2 separate regions of the Homo sapiens genome follow, and region 2 is linked to region 1. Evidence: chromatin loops called from intact Hi-C (ENCODE). Cell type or tissue: HCT116. All regions are shown on one strand. Each heading gives the region's core, and the rest is flanking DNA. Links, peaks and the distances in the headings are about the cores only.

The links. A loop is a pair of places that touch in the nucleus more often than their neighbours do. Peaks named below come from ENCODE experiments on the same cell type or tissue, not always from the same donor. Only the 100,000 strongest peaks of a DNase experiment are listed, where the experiment ranks them.
Region 2: it touches region 1 in a loop (2.4-fold over the local background); 6 of 110 quality-filtered maps call a loop at or near these places.

The regions. Positions count from the first base shown.
Region 1 is chr18:26,382,196-26,385,122 of GRCh38, forward strand. All of the region lies in intron 14 of TAF4B (TATA-box binding protein associated factor 4b), which reads left to right. Among named protein-coding and RNA genes, the nearest start is that of LINC01543, 39 kb to the right of the region's middle. In HCT116, for the core only: a CTCF peak has its summit at 1,668 (motif pointing right); a DNase peak (open chromatin) is centred at 1,706.
Region 2 is chr18:26,770,347-26,773,273 of GRCh38, forward strand. No RefSeq gene overlaps it. Among named protein-coding and RNA genes, the nearest start is that of PCAT18, 68 kb to the left of the region's middle. In HCT116, for the core only: a CTCF peak has its summit at 1,403; no DNase peak of the experiment used is centred there.

The DNA of each region.
Region 1 (2,927 bases), core at 157-2,656:
ATAAATTTTAAGAAAATAATAGGTAAAACCGATCTCTGGACATAGTTTATGTGAGTTTTCAGAGGTCTTTGCAAGTGTCTTAGTAAAAGTTTAAAGAAAATAACCATAGTGTAAGTAGGAAAGTCTTGACATGAGGTTGTCAGCTTGGCCATAGGAAATAATCAATTTACTGCCTTTCAGAATTCACTGTTTATTTGGCTTTTTGCTGTTCTTGTGTGTCGAATTCCTTGGTGGGCTGAAGCACTTTCTTAATGTTTGGAGAAAATGGCAGAAAATAGTCTTTTGAACAAATTCCATCTAGTAGCAGTTTGGTGGGGATGAGTAGGTGAGGTAAGATGTTAGAGGGCTGGGTAATAGTTGTGAATAAACCATCAAAGGACTTTACATACCCCACCTTTCACCCCAGATTGGTTTGGCTTAAAGCTGACAATGACAGCAGGATCTTGAATTAGAAGGTCCAAAGCTCATAGGGTGGTTTATTTTCACTGTTTATTCATATAAGTGATGTTATTGGGTGACTCCAAACACATGGTTCTCCTACAGATGATATCACCTAAATGCCAAACACTGTAAAGTATTCACAGGTACAAAATCTTTTTATTCTAGTAAGTGATAAGTTAAAGAGAAAATTACATTGCACTGAAGACGTATGATGGTAGAGGGAAATAAAAAGTACTACTAAAGTGCATAGGAGTTGCACCTAGGCTAGACCTGGGGTAAGTTTGTGTTTGTAGGCACTGGGGACACTTGATATCCTAGCTGAATCCAAAAGAACTTAGATGATGTGGCAATAAGGATAGGATCAGTGGAGTTCAGTGAAGAGAGAATGCTATGTGCAATTAATTGTCTGTATCAAAAAGGAAAAATATTTTGTTCATAATCAATAGTTTGAGACAAGAAGAAAGGAATGAGAGATGAGACTAGGGAGAGAAACTTTGGTGTGGTCATGGATGGCCATATATGTCATGCTTAGATGTTTAGACTTGGTTCTTATAGGAAAATCTTAGCCACTGGAGCATTTCAAGCAAGAAAACAATTTTGTCAGATTATTTTTGAAAGATCCTTCTCACTGCAGTGTAAGCAATATTAACACTGGAAATAGGGAGGTTTTTTAGAAGGCTGTTGAAGTAATCTAGGCAGAAGATAATGGAAGTGAAAATGTAAAAGTAGATGGCTTAGAAACTATTAAGGGGGTAGAATAGATAAGTGGCAGATGGACTATAGAGAAAGATTTGAGGATGACATCCAATTTTCTGGCTTAGGCATTCCTTGAAATGAAGAGGAGGAAGGGAAGGAATGATAGTTTGAAACATGTAGAATTTGGGATACTTATAATACATTCAATTGGAAATCATTAAGAAATTGAACAGTGGCATCTGGAAAATGAGAGAGCGTTCTGTTGGAGATAAAGATGGGGGTGATCATTAGCTATGACAGGCAGTATATTATCTCTATAGCTCTCATAATTACAGAGCTAGAATTGTAACTTGAAGCCAGTGATTCCGTGTCACATCAGTGTTTTCTTCTGTAAAGTACTATTGAAACATAGACATTTAGGAGTGATGAAATGGGGCAGAAGTTAACATGCAGTGTTGTCTGTATTCTGAAATAACTAGAAAGGAATAAAATGAAGGTGATAAAGATGAGAGATCTGTTGCTTCAGAAGTTCTGCTTGTTGACCAGCAGAGGGCAGTGAATTTTGAAGCTCAGTATTTTTCTGTCCTGTGTTCCCCTTTAAGGCCTAGAAGCTTGGGTATTGTGAATATAGATTTTCAGTGTTCTTGTTACACTGGGTCAGGTATCCAGGGCACATTTATTTATTTTTGCTTCTGAGACTTAGAAGATGTTCAGTTTTTTTTCTTTTTTCTGGAGCCAAGTCTTCATTCTACTCCCTATTTCTCACATTTGGACCTTGTTTCCTCCTTAAAGCTGAAAAGACTTGAGCTATCCCTTAAGAGCTGCCATGGTGGCATGAGGTTGGGACTTAGTGTAAATCAGGTAGAATCTGAGAATGTCATGAATCTTTGCCTCTTGATTCCTCTATTAAGAAATTCTCAGTTTTTGTGTTTGGTTAACTGTTCAGATTCAGGGACACAAATTTTGCTTTTATTAGTCGTAGGATTCAGGGAATTGAATGAAAGAGATTGACTTTTAGTTTCTAGAGACAATATTGAAAAGCTTAGTTGATTCTGTACAGCAGCAGGCTCCTCCACTATTTAATTTGAGGGGTGTAAGAAAAACTTACTGTCCACCCGTCACATGTCTGAAATGGCCATCAGTCTACTTTGGAGCTTTAGGCATTCAAGGCTCCCTTAAAATTCAGAAATTTCACTGAGAGGGACAAGGTAAGTATGGCAGCACAAATGATTTCTCTTGAGTTCAGTAACCAGTGATTTAGTGAAGACTTGAGATAATAGGACCTAGGTAGGAAAAGTTTAACTAGTTTTAACTACGGGATGGGAAAAAAGGTCTGGAGCTAGAATTACACTGTTTCCTGTTTGTAAACCTTCAGTGCCTTCCTACTGACTAGGGAATTCATTATGAGAATAGGGCCAACATTTAGAGAGCGTATGCCATTGTCATTTAATCTTCAAACCAGCCATTTGAGATAATTAGTGTTACTATCCCTATTTTGCAGATTCGGAAACTGAGGCACAGAGAAATTAAGTAATTTGAGATTGCCTATGGAGGAGACAACGAGTGTTTGCCACCATTCAGTTCTGTATATCTTATGCCGCCTAGCACAGTTCTTGCCCATAGTAGGTACCCAGTAACCCAGAGAATTTTGAATGGAATCAGAACGTAGACTAGCATGAAGCTACATTACCGTGGATGGTGGCTCTTGGGAGGAGAGGCCCGTATGGAGTCACTGCAAACCCCAACAGGATTCCCGAAGCCACTGGGTTCATAAAGATGTCCTTTCTGCT
Region 2 (2,927 bases), core at 139-2,638, 390 kb after region 1:
CCTGGCAACATCATTCTACTTTCTATCTCTATGTTTGACTTTAGGTACCTCATATAAGTGGAATCATACAGTATTTGTAATGTTAGGACTGGCTTATTTTACTTAGCATAACGTCCTTGAGGTTCATCTATGCTATACCAGGTGTCAGAATTTCCTTCTTTTTTAAGCCTGAGTAATATTCAGTTGTATGTATAGACCACATTTTGTGTATGAATTCATCCAATGATGACTCTTGGGTTTCTTCCACCTTTTGGCTATTATGAATAATGCTGCTGCAAAACATGGCTATACATTTTTTTTAAAATATGGCAGTGTATTAGGTTTCTCCAGAGAGACAGAACCAATAGGATATAGATAGATACGTGGATATAGATTTGGATAGATAGATGAGAAGGGTTTTATTAGGGGAATTGGATTACATGGGTATGGAGGCTGAGAAGTCCCATGACAGGCCTTCTGCAAGTTGGAGATCCAGAGATGCTGCTAGCGTGGCTCCATCCTCGTCTGCAAGCCTCAGAGAACCTAGGCCAGGGGCAGGGGTTCGGGGGAGGTAGGGGTCATTGGTGTAAGTCCTAGAGTCCCAACACTCAGTTGACTGACTCACATTTCAATCTCTTCTGAAAACACCCTCATAGAAAGAAGGAATGCTTTACTATTTCTCTAGGTATTCCCTAGTCCAGGCAAGTTGACACCTAAAATTAAGCATCACAAGTAGTGTAGACTATGATTATGGGCTTTCTTGTGTAACTCTCAGGTTACTCCCTTTCATAGAAGGATTAACGCTGGCTACCATCCTGTAGTGATACAACTTTGTTTTCTGTTTTTCCGCATGTGTCACCACTACGTGAATTATTTCCTGCTTATGGGAACTGGTGTCTACAGCCTGTGTGAGTATTGTGGCTGTGCTTCTGTTCCAGTCTTCTTTATTGAGGGAAATATTTGAGAAGAGTCCTTACTGCTTAAAACTAAAGCTTGGGAATTGCTTGCTTGAGTTAGATTTACCCAAAAAAGAAAAACGTAAAAAAAGAGACAAAATGTAAGCAAGCTACACTGATACACGTCTCGGACACAGCTTCCTCCACCCCATGCCAGGCTATGTGCTGCCATTTGAACGGGTATCAACTTTCTTGTTGTTTAAAAGGAAAGGGCCCTGGTGGGCTGATTCTGTGACTCGGTGCACATATGGCAGACCCAGTGCTGTCATAAAGAATTCAGTGATCCCAGAACTGATTTATTTTATTTTGTTTTTAAATCTGAAGACCAGGTTCTTTTGAGGTATTAAGTTCTGGGCACCAGCGTTTGCAGATATATCACTGCTCAGGGCAGAAATGCCTTCCTGTGCAGGGAAACCTCCCAAGAAGAGTGAGCCTCCTCTCCTCCTGCTGGTGAGACCAGAGAAGTGTTTCTAACATTGTTGAAATGAAGCAAAGTTATCCTTCTTTTGACCCTGCTGTAGCATCTGGGGTCATCTTTTTGTTTACTGTGTATTTGTTTTTGACCTTCAGAAGGTCCTGGTGGCACAGCCCAACAAAGACTAGAGAATAAAACAAACAGATGCAAAACAAAACAAAGTCTTTAATCATTTCCAGATACCACCACCCCACATGGCAATGTGGCTCTCAGCTTATAAGGTGATTTGATTTTAGAAGCCAACTGTGTTCTACATAACTTATACTGTCACCTGTCACGTTGTAATATACCTAGTATGTTAGTCCATTTTTACACTGCTATAAAGAACTGCCTGGGACTGGGTAAATTTATAAAGGAAAGAGGTTTAATTGACTCCCAGTTTTGCATAGCTGGTGAGGCCTCAGGAAACTTACAATCATGGTGGAAGGGGAAGCAAGGCACCTTCATAAGGCGCCAGGAAGAAGACTGAACACAGGAGGAACTACCAAACACTTATAAAAACCATCAAATCTCTTGAAGACTCATTCACCATCATAGAACAGCATGGAGGAAATCACCCCTATGATTCAATTACTGCCACTTGGTTTCTCCCTTGACACGTGGGGATTATGGAGATTATAATTAAGATGAGATTTTTGGTGGGACACAGCGAAACCATATCACCTGGCAAGCATCAGACACCTATGGTGCTTTTTTTTACCTGTGCTCCTCCTTCATCTTTCATTTTCACCTTAGTAGACTAAGGCACAGGCAGTGAGAGCATCGAGGTGCCTTTTGCAAAGGCTAATGGGGGTCCAGGAATGCTCATGCAGCCTGTCTGTGGGGACAAAGAATAAGGTTGGGTACAGAGGACCTGGTGGATTAATGCCCATCACATGGAAGGCCCTCCACCTGTAGTTATTGGAAGAATAAATGAATGAAAGAGAAGCATCCCTGTGATGAGAGATATAAATTGGCAATCAGTATCTAATATTAATTCCATTGTGCAGATGAGGAGACTGGGTTATTGAGATAGTAATTGATTTCCATAGGCTCAGCCAGCTAGCTGCTGTCTTGTTAATGTCAGAAACAAGACCAGACTTTACGCTTCCAAGCTCAGAGCCTAAAGTGTTTGTGCTAGATTTATGTGCTTGCCGACCCATTCCTGCTGATGGTCACTTTGATAAATCATTTCAATTAGAAGCAGATGTTATCATGGTATACATGGAGACAGGTCTTTCTGAGTTTCCAAACAGTGTAGTTGCTGTTTTATGGTTTCCTGTCTGTGTGTGGGTCTTTATTTGTACAAGTCTCATAAACAAACAAATAAGCAAATAATAACAACAAAATTGGCTGTGGTGGCATTTAAGATTTCAGTAGAACTTTTTAAGTATATAGTCTTGTGTATTTCTCCAGAGAACATGATCAGCCTGCTTGAAAAATCAGCAGAAAAATGAAGAGCTTGGTTTGTTGTACAGAGTAATCAGAGAGCACTCACACAGCAATGGTAGTTTCTGGAAATTTGGTCTGGAAAACAA